Regions from separate parts of the Homo sapiens genome. Here region 2 is linked to region 1. Evidence: read pairs that join two places in POLR2A ChIA-PET (ENCODE). Cell type or tissue: GM12878. All regions are shown on one strand. Each heading gives the region's core, and the rest is flanking DNA. Links, peaks and the distances in the headings are about the cores only.

Evidence for each region. Peaks named below come from ENCODE experiments on the same cell type or tissue, not always from the same donor. Only the 100,000 strongest peaks of a DNase experiment are listed, where the experiment ranks them.
Region 2: POLR2A ChIA-PET joins it to region 1 with 5 read pairs; 1 of 35 experiments calls an interaction of 5 or more read pairs at or near these places.

Annotation. Positions count from the first base shown.
Region 1 is chrX:130,078,292-130,083,666 of GRCh38, reverse strand. It overlaps ELF4 (E74 like ETS transcription factor 4), which reads left to right. Exons shown (of 9, transcript NM_001421.4): 2 at 2,128-2,411. The coding sequence starts at 2,337. Among named protein-coding and RNA genes, the nearest start is that of ELF4, 30 kb to the left of the region's middle. RefSeq lists enhancers at 564-613, 1,044-1,273, 1,424-1,573 and a silencer at 3,518-3,812. In GM12878, for the core only: CTCF peaks have their summits at 1,315 and 3,693 (motif pointing left); no DNase peak of the experiment used is centred there; H3K4me3 peaks cover 1,418 bases; H3K27ac peaks cover 2,001 bases.
Region 2 is chrX:131,808,085-131,813,459 of GRCh38, reverse strand. All of the region lies in intron 2 of FIRRE (firre intergenic repeating RNA element), which reads left to right. Among named protein-coding and RNA genes, the nearest start is that of FIRRE, 20 kb to the left of the region's middle. RefSeq lists an enhancer at 130-399. In GM12878, for the core only: no CTCF peak of the experiment used is centred there; no DNase peak of the experiment used is centred there; H3K4me3 peaks cover 675 bases; H3K27ac peaks cover 743 bases.

The DNA of each region.
Region 1 (5,375 bases), core at 326-5,325:
ATGGGGGAGGTAAGGAAGGTACATAAAAGTAGCCCAGGCAGACAGCACCAGCAGTGAACTCGCAAACATGAAATCCTGATCTGGAAAGAAGAGATGAGCAAGCCCGAAGGGAAGGGCTACAGCGAGTGACCTTGGGGGAAGGGACACACACAGGAGTTTCATGTTTAGACAAAGTGGGATTAGGTGAAAGTGATCACCTTTAATTTGATTAGTATGAGAATGTTTCCTGGGGGCAGGCAGAAGGCCTGTGGGAGGGCGGGAGCTGCTGTGGAATGCAAGCCTTGGGGCGCTTAGGCTGGGGGGGCAGGGGGGACAGACCTTCCAAGCATAAATGGCCTTGGGAGGCTTCACAGACCAGTGGAGAATGGGTCGCAGGCAGGGTCTGGTGGGGGTGGGGTGGTGGTGGGAGGAGTGAACCTGGGGCAAGGGCTGCAGTTTCCCAGGCGCCTCCTCCCAGTACTCAGCCTCTCACTCGTCCAAAGGGAAATTCAGACCTGAGAGGTTGAGTTGAGCGACTTCTCCCGACTTTTTGTTGGGGTGGGTGGAAAGGTGTGGGGGTGAGGGTGAGGGTGGGGGTGGGGCAAAGGCACGGCCAGCCCTGTGGGCTAACGGAAAGGAAGTAGGAGAGGCCTGGGTGTCTCCTGTGGGGGAGAGCGGTCATCAGGGAGGTCACCGTGGTCCCCCTCCCTTTCCTCCCCTTTGCCCCTCTCTGAAGTTCCTCATTTCTTTCCGGGCCAGGATAAGGTTTGCCCACCCCGGCACTGCCAAGGGAGTGTCAAGGAGGTGGAGTGCAGTGTGTGGCTTCTGCTATGGTGCATGGACACACCCACACGCACATCCACACACTCAGAACCGAGCCCAGGGGACCAAAGACGTGGCGCCTGGAAGTGGAGAAGCTCCAGTGATGGGGTGGAGGAGCAGAGCTGGCTGGCGAGGAGGGAGGTGGGAGGGCTGGGGCTGTGGGAGGCAGGCCTGGGTGTGACCACCCACAACACGCAGATGAGGCGCCCGGGCACTGACAGCCCTGAGGAGTGGCGACAGGGGGAACAAATGCAGGCCCGGACGCCATGTGACACCGTGAGCGCTGAGGGCACGTGGGGCGAGAGGAGGTGTGTTTGGGCTGCGGCAGACACAGAAGATTTCCTGGAAAAGGGGCCTGAGCCAGCCCCAGAGGATGGGGAAGGTTCCGCCTGCCCCTCCTCCAGTCGGGGCTCTCCTCACCAGTTCCCAGGGTGACAGTTCACTCTTGAAACTGAAAGCAAAGCTAAACCAAGAACACAAACCCACACACAGCACAGAGGCCACGCTCTCTGGTGGGTGGCGGCGGTAGTGGTGAGAGGGGGGTGCTGACGAAAACAGGGTATGTGGCCCACCTGTCCCCCAGTCTCCAGGCTCTCTGGAGGCTTGGCTCCATCTGAGAGTCCCATCCCTGAGAGCAGGGTAAGGCCACTGCTGGTCCTCACACAATACAACCCCCACAGCGAGGCAGGCATGGGTGTGACCACCCCCACTTCTTCCTCTGTAGATGTGGCCCCTCAAAGCTAACTGGCCCCCACTCCCAAGGTAAGATTAGGCTGACTTCACCTGGAGCCAGGCAGAGTCAGAAGAGCACTACAGAGTGGGTATACAGATACCCACAGGCCCCCACTCAGCCCCTCACACGATTCTTCCCCAAGCCAAGGGAGTTACAGGGATTCTCCATGCTGCTGCCTCGTCCACGAGGCCAGGCCAGGCGCCCTGACTCCCCCTGGGGATTAGTCTTCAGGGTGGAGAGAGCGCAAAGTTCCTCCATCTGGCAGTTTCTCCAGGGGAAGGGGAGGAGGCAGGGAGGGAGGCTGCATATCTTTGGGACTAGTGCGAGATGCCGATGCTGGTGACCCAGACGGGCACCAACACTCAGCCACTTCCCACTGGAGGCCATTCAGTTGACTTCCTCTCTCCTTCTTTCTTTCCCTGACCTCTTTCTTCTCTGTCGCTTTTCTTCTCTCATCATCCTCCCGTTTCGGCCACTCCTCTATTGGCAGTCTGCCTTAGCATGGCAGGGTCCCTCTGGTTCATAGGCAGTTCTGGCAACAGAGCTCAAGGAAGGTGACTTACTCACTGTCCCCATCTCTCCCTTCTCTCTAGGTCGCTCCTGTGGTTGGTCCAGCCCAGAATGCAGCCTTGAGCCTGGCTTAGGCCACCACCTACTCCAGCTCTCTCCACCCCCTATTTTACTGCAGCTCAGGGGGTAGGCTCTAGGCTCCAAAGTACCTGGGTATTGTCCCTTCATCAAGAAAGCCCCACAGCTCTGGAGGGCTCTGATAATCCCGTTGTCAGCTCTCTGAAAAGACAGCATGGCTATTACCCTACAGCCCAGTGACCTGATCTTTGAGTTCGCAAGCAACGGGATGGATGATGATATCCACCAGGTATGGCCCCAGAGAACAGAGCACAGTTAGCCCCTGTGGACAATCAGATAGACACAGACAGCCAGGCAGACAGCCAGGGAGCCAGCTGGCTGCACAGCTAGCCAATCAGCAAATATCCATCAAGCACCTACTATGCTCAGGGCACTGGCCCTGCTTGCCAGCCAGCCTGCGTGCCAGCCAGTCACTCATGAGGCTGGTCTGGAGTCACCGGGCAGTCATTTAGGGAGCTGGTTGCCCACATGCAATCATTGAGCCAGCCAAACATCTGCTAAGTACATCAGCTGGGCTGTTGGTTAGTCAGCAACATGGACCAAACGCATAAGGGGTACACTGACCATCAGATGCATTTTTCGGCCACTTCTCTTCTCTCAAAGTGTCACAGTGAGAAAGCTGTGGGGACAGCCACATAGCAAGAATGAGCACTGCCAGCTGAACTGTAGACTGGTGTCCAGGCCCTGACATTTTCAGAGTCGTCTTTTTGGCCCCAGCCTGAGGATTCAGGACAAGCTGGAAATGAGGTCTTTTGGTGGGAGGAAGTTGGAAAATAGGACAGGATTCTGGTGCTCACTGAGGTCCCCACTGCTCCATACCTTCCCTACACTGGCACGTTTTCTGTGCACTTAGATGTATGTACCCATTGAACGGTGTCCTGGCAGACTCATCACTACCCTCCATTCTCCTTCTTCCATAAAATGGAGAGAGAAGAGGCATCCAGGCACAGTAGAAAGAATGGAAGATTAGGAGTCAGGAGCCCTGGGTTCCGATCCCAGTTTGGCCACAATGTCACCTGAGCAAGTCCTGTCCCTTACCCTATTTTTTTTTTTTTTTTTTTGAAACGAAGTCTCACTCTGTCGCCCAGGCTGGAGTCCAGTGGCGTGTTCTCAGCTCACTGCAACCTCTGCCTCCCATGTTCAAGCCATTCTCCTGCCTCAGCCTCCCAAGTAGCTAGGATTATAGGCACTTGCCACCATCCCCGGCTAATTTTTGTGTATTATTAGTAGAGACCGGGTTTCACCATGTTGGCCAGGCTGGTCTCCAACTCCTGGCCTCAAGTGATCCACCCACCTTGGCATCCCAAACTGCTAGGATTACAGGCGTGAGCCACCACGCCTGGACCCCTATCCTATCTGACTGCTGTTTCCCCATCTTCACCAAGAGGCGATCCAACTGGATTATCTCCAAAGGGCATTCCAGTCTAACTCAGATGCTCTCTATTCTAAATCCTGTGAGGATGGAAAACTGTCCAATCTCTAGCTGCCTACCAAAGCCTGCCCCCTAGTGGCCTTTGAGCACTTTGAACTTTCCGTCTACCTCCTTGCCTTAAAGCAGCTCAATTTTATTGAACATATGTGGTGTGCCTAGCCTCGTGGAAGGCATCAGACAAGGAGAAAGGAAGAAAAATCTACCATACATGAGTTCTCAATGCTACTTGTCATTTTCCATTTGTTTCTAGTCCACTCAGCAACTGTTTCTTTTCTTCATAGAGGCTGTTTTTCACAGAAGCAGTTCTTACCTTCCAACCTATCCCTCCACCCTCAGCGGACAGCCTCTCCTCCAATCCACAGAGAAGCTCAAAGCCCAGGACGCCCTCAATTTCCCTCCCTTCTCTCTTTTTATCTGTAACATCTCCTGTTCTTGTTTCCTTCCCACTGGCCCAGGAGAAAGAAATGTTACTTTTCCTTGCAAGGGTGACTCCCAACCTCTGTACTTAATCTGTTCTCTCCTGCATCCCTTAAGACCTCAAACCATCCATCACTTCCTCTCTCTTGTATCTTTTATTTTTTATTTTTATTTTTTGAGATGGAGTTTCGCTCTTGTCACCCAGGTTCCAGCACAGTAGCACAATCTGGGTTCGCTGCCACCTCTGCCTCCTGGGTTCAAGCGATTCTTGTGCCTCAGCCTCTGGAGTAGCTGAGATTATAGGCACGCATCACCAAGCCCAGCTAATTTTTGTATTTTCAGTAGATACAGGGTTTCACCATGTTGGGCAGGCTGGTCTCGAACTCCTGACCGCAGGTGATCCACCCGCCTCGCCCTCCCAAAGTGCTGGGATTACAGACGTGAGCCACCGCGCCTGGCCTCTTGTATCTTTTAGACCTCAGATTTCTTTCCTCAACTTTGAACATCTTCAGGTGTCCCAACCCTAAAAGAAAACCTTCCCTCCCTTCTGCCCCCACCTTCAAAATTGCATCTTTTTATACCTTTTTAGTTCCTTTCTTCCCCCCAGGGTAGTCTCCACACTCTGTTTTTACTTTATTACCTGCCTTTCACTCTTTTTTCTTTCCTTCTTTCTTTTTTTGACAGGGTCTCACTCTGTCACCCAGGATGGAGTGCAGTGGCACAATCATGGCTCACTGCAGCCTCGACCTCCCCAGGCTCAGGTGATCTTCCCACTTCAGCCTCCCAAGTAGCTGGGGCAACAGGCACATGCCACTGCGCCTGGCTAATTGTGTGTGTGTGTGTGTGTGTGTGTGTGTGTGTGTGTGTGTGTGTAGAGAGAGAGAGAGTTTTGCTCTTGTTGCTCAGGCTAGAGTGCAATGGCACGATCTCGGCTCACTGCAATCTCCATCTCCTGGGTTTAAGCGATTCTCCTGCCTCAGCCTCCCAAGTAGCTGGGATTACAGGCGTGCATCACCATGCCTGGCTAATTTTGTATTTTTAGTAGAGAGGGGGTTTCACCATGTTGGTCAGGCTGGTCTCAAACTCCTGACCTCAAGTGATCTGTCCGCCTTGGCCTCCCAAAGTGTTGGGATTACAGGCGTAAGCCACCATGCCCGGCCTAATTTTTGTATTTTTTGTAGAGATGGGGGTCTCACAATGTTGCCCAGGTTGGTCTCAGACTCCTGAGCTCAAGCAATCCTTCTGCTCTCACGCCTCCCAAGAAGTGCTGGGATTACAATAGGTGTGAGCCGGTCAGGCTGGTGGCTCACACCTGTAATCCCAGCACTTCGGGAGGCCGAGACA
Region 2 (5,375 bases), core at 202-5,201, 1.7 Mb before region 1:
TTTCTTAACTGCTAGATAGGAGGGAAGTTCAAACCCGAAGCTTTTGCTTTTGTCAAACTACTTCCTCGCGATGGCAGTATGGGCCCAGAAAAGCCAACTAACCCTGCCCCCAGGCCTTCTTCTCCCTCCCATTCCATCTGAAAAAAACCACCACTAACAGGCAAAGCCACCAGGAAATATGGCTACCTTGTGTCTTGCCCAGTTTGAAGAAACTTGCTCACACCGCTGCGCTTTTGCTTTTGCTTTCCATATACAATCAAACTGAAGCCTAAAACCACCCACTCTCATTAGGCATCTTTTCTTTTCAGTAATTCAGTTTCCTCTACTACAGCTTCATAGATCTCCTCATCGGTCACCATTAGATATGCAGGATTTTCCCCATTTTCAAGTTTTCTGATACAAGGTTCAAGTCCCAAGGAGTCCGTGCATGAGGAAAAGATATTGCTGGAACTCCAAAGCTTGTATGAGGCTTGGCTATCTGTCTCCATCAGACGTTGTGGTCTTTGACCTGGCTCATTTCCCAGGCTCTTATGGCGTACTCCATTTTCTGGCTCACATATTTTAGAAAGTAACCAAAATGGCATCCTTCTTTTTAAATGTCTTTCCAGATGGAGAACTCACTAATAAATATTTCAGTTGCTCAAACTTGATGTTCAAAATAAATACTCATATTTAGCTATTATCATTTAAAGACATCAGAGTTAAGCTGTTCCATAGGTTTTGAACTAATATGTTAAAACATTATCAACTTTATCGTATGACCTTTTCTTACACTTTTATATTTTTATGCCTCATATATTCATGTTTTAATTTTCACATACACGATGCTTTGAATGAATAAAGAAACAACACATTTTAAATAATTAATTGGGCAGTTAGGTAGAGAATGTACATTGTGTATCCTCCTTAGATAATTGTATAATTTATTGTCCAAGTTGGACAACTGTGTGAACCGTGACTTCCTAAGGCACACTGAAAGGAATGTTCACCCTATTTATCATTCCACAGTCTTGAGACAAACACTGATCACATCTTTATGCTTTATTTACCTAAATATATTGATAATTTTTTTTTTTTGAGATGGAGTTTCGCTCTTGTTGCCCAGGCTGGAGTGCAATGGCACAATCTCAGCTCACCGCAACCTCCGCCTCCCAGGTTCAAGCGATTCTCCTGCCTCAGCCTCCCTAGTAGCTGGGATTACAGGCATGTGCCACCACACTCGGCTAATTTCGTATTTTTTTTTAGTAGAGATGGGGTTTCCCCATGTTGGTCAGGCTGGTCTCAAACTCCCGACCTTAGATGATCTGCCCGTCTCGGCCTCCCAAAGTGCTGGGATTACAGGCATGAGCCACCGTGCCCGGCCTTTTTTTTCTATTTTTGAGACAGAGCCTTGCTCTGCCACCCAGGCTAGAGAGCAGTGACGCAATTTCGGCTCACTGCAACCTCTTGCTTCCTGGGTTCAAGTGATTCTCCTGCCTCAGCCTCCCAAGTAGCTGGGATTACAGGCGTGTGCCACCGTGACCAGCTAATTTTTATATTTTTAGTAGAGACGGAGTTTCGCCATGCTGGCCAGGCTGATCTCGAACTCCTGACCTCAGGTGATTGGCCCGCCTTGGCCTCCCAAAGTGCTGGGAGTACAGGTGTGAGCCAGTGCGCCTGGCCGATAAATTTTAATTTGTATATACACATACATGTTTACAAAAATTGGGCATTGTCCTGCATATTTTTTCTTTTATACTTTTTCTCTTGGTTATAGTATGAGCATTTTGACAGTTGTACTTTAGTTATCCAAAAGTATAATTTAAAAATATGAAAATAGCTATTTATTTATAAGAAATAGAAATATTTTTATTTATATAAATATTTATAAGTAGAAATATTTAAAATTAAAAGTAATAGACTCAATACAGAATATTTAGAAAATATGGAATTCAGATAAGTGAACACAAAATGACCTATCGTATTACTATAATCTGTATGTATTTTTTCTTTAAACACCAATTGCATAATAGCGTATGTTGGATTTTTTTCCCTGATATTTCTATTTTCTCCTCTTTAATCCACTCTTCATTTTTCTCTACTTCTCTGTGTATCAAATGGCTAATCTGTATGGACTATGTAATCTGGCTGTTTTGCTCTATGTCCTGGTTATGTTCTCCTATAAAGGATTCTGGCAGGATTTCAGGAGTAGGTTAGGTATTTATTTAATCAGATCTATGGTTTTGACTCCATCCCTTAGCCAAATACCACTATCTTAACAGTATCTAGGAGGAGTAATTGAAATATTTGGCAAACAGCCTTAACGAATACCCATATACCCATAAATATAGTTAAACAACGTCGGCATTTTTAAAAATTAAAACATTAGAACCTGAATGTGACTGTATATTTCTACATTCCCAACTCTAATTTATCTTTTTTTTTCTGAGCCAAAGGGGTCCTTGGGCCTATAGGTAGCTAGGGATAAGTGGGGTCTTTATGGGAATTTCTCCCTTGAGCTGCTCGCCAGGCTGGAGTGCAGTGACGCTATCTCAGCTCACTGCAACCTCTGCCTCCTGGGTTCAAGCAATTCTTCTGCCTCAGCCTCCTGAGTAGCTGGGACTACAGGCGCATGCCACCAAGCCCAGCTAATTTTTGTATTTGTTTTAGTAGAGAAGGGGTTTCACCACATTGGCAGGATGGTCTTGATCTCTTGACCTCGTGATCCTCCCGCCTCACCCTCCCAAAGTGCTGGGATTACAGGCGCGAGCCACCACACCTGGCCAGAATTTTTAAAGCTTGCAATGAAAAGGAACAGATTGTGGAAAGGGCTTGGCCTGATAAACAGGTGGACTAATAATTGGAAGGTCAACTGAGTCGGACTTATTTTTGCCAGTTGTTCCCCTATGCCAAGAATACAAGATAGAACTGAATTTGTTACCTGAGTCCTCCCTGGACCTGAGACTTGGAGAATGCAAGAAAACCAATAAAAGTTGGGAGGCTTCCTCAAAGTGCCTTGGAAGTGAGCTGACAGTTTGCCTAATCTAGATCTTAAGAATGTGAATTCTGAAGCCTGACTAATCCGATTTTAAAATTTGTTTCTAACTATTCTTCTGTGACTTTGCATAAGGTATTTAAACTTTCTTTGCAGCTGGGCACGATGGCTCATGCCTGTAATCCCAGCGCTTTGGGAGGCTGAGGCGGGCGGATCACAAAGTCAGGAGTTCGAGACCAGCCTGACCAACAAGGTGAAACTCCGTCTCTACTAAAAACACAAAAGAAAATTAGCTGGGCATGGTGGCAGTTGCCTGTAACCTCAGCTACTCAGGAGGCTAAGGAAGGAGAATCGCTTGAACCCAAGGAGAATCGCTTGAACCCAGGAGGCGGAGGTTGCAGTGAGCAGAGACCACACCACTGCACTCCAGCCTGGGCAACAGATCAAGACTGTGTCGCAAAAAAACAAAACAAAACAAAACAAAAAAAAACAAATACAAAAAAAACTTTATTTGCTATCTGTCCTCGTTAAGTAAGTGGCTAGAATCATACTACTTACATTAGAAGGATGTTGTAAAGAATAAATATATGAATTTGTATTCAGATCCTTAGAATATTCCCTGGTATGTGGTTAAGTGTTCGATATTTGTTAGCTATTGTCCTTGATGGTGGTATTCCAGTAGCTGACAGGAGTAAAGAACACTTTATACTCTACCACTTGTGGAATTTCAGCTACTTGTTACTTAATAACTCCAACAAAATAAATTGTAGCCCACTTAAGAGGCATAAGCAGCCTTAGGCCCCTAACAGCCTCTGAACAAGCCAACCTTTGAATCAGCAAATACAGTAGCTAGATGAGAAAAATGACAACTTGAATTAAAAAACAAATATGAAATTATTAAGATTCAGATGCCTCCCAAAAGCCTTTATTTAGGAAAATGCTAAACCATTAGGAAAAGTTTTGAAAGGGAGATCAACTGACATTGAATGACAGGCTAGAAGGATCAACTGCATAACATATCTCAAAACAAAGGAAAAAATAAAGCAATGGGAAAAATAAGGAAAAGTTAATAACCTTAAAGATCTAAGGTTTTAACATATTACTAAAAGATGTTACAATAGGGAAAAAACAGAATAAACAAGGCAAAATTTAAGGCAACAAGTAGAAGAAAACTTCCCACAATTGAAGAAGGCCCAGATTGTAGAGTCTCACTGTGGTATAGAACGGAATAAAGATATGCACTAAGCATATGTTGGTAAAATACTAGAATTATTAAAAAGTCACCTTATAATCTTCCCAGGTAAAAATTAAAACTTACAAAAGAAATATTGGAATGAGACTCCATTCTGACTTCTCTGCAACACTGGCAAACAAGTATCAATGGAATAACATCTATAGACTATTAGGAGAGAGAGAATACAACATAACCGTTGTGTGTCTCCAGCCAAGAAATTATTCATCAGTCAGGCTGAACAGAAGTTCCTTGTGCATATGGAAACCTTCAGATAATATATCATCCACATATCCTGTATAAGGATAATACTTGAATAAATATCTAGCCATGGCCGGGCGCGGTGGCTCACGCCTGTAATCCCAGCACTTTGGGAGGCTGAGGCAGGTGGGCCACCTGAGGTCAGGAGTTCGAGAGCAGCCTGGCCAACATGGTGAAACCCCGTCTCTACTAAAACTACAAAAATTAGCCTGGCATGGTGGTGGGCGCCTGTAATCCCAGCTACTCGGGAGGCTGAGGCAGGAGAATCGCTTGAAACTGGAAGGCAGAGGTGGCAGTGAGCCGAGATCTCGCCATTGCACTCCAGCCCAGGTGACAGAACAACATTCTGCCTCAAAAAAAAAGAAAAAAAAGAAATCTAGCCAAATGAATATTCCAGAAAAGAGAACTGAAGTGGATGAAGAAGGAGAAACAGGAATAAAGACCTTACACTCTTCATAAATGGAAGACATAAGCACTCTAAATAGTCATAATTGAGGGACTATACTGCAAAGGACATAACATGAGTACAGAATAAAAATATTAAAGAATTTTAACAAATCTTTTAAGTGGGGAAAATATAAAAGGACGAATTGGAATACATATTTTAATGGACACAACATCTTGGGTTAGTTTTGAGGAAGAATATTAGGTACCTTGAGCTAAGAAATAGTGTGCTTTGGGGGACTTTATAGTACTTTGTTTCGGGCAACATTAGAAAAATATGTGGCTATTGGTAGACATGGAGAAATGAAGGTAACTATTAATGGAAATTAACAATTGGTAAAAAGATATAATCAACAACTCAAACATCAGAAATGAAGTGGAAAAAAAAGTAATAAACATAATGTAGGAAGGCAGGAATAAAGTTAAGTGTTTTCTTCATTACAGTAAACGTGAGTGGACACAATT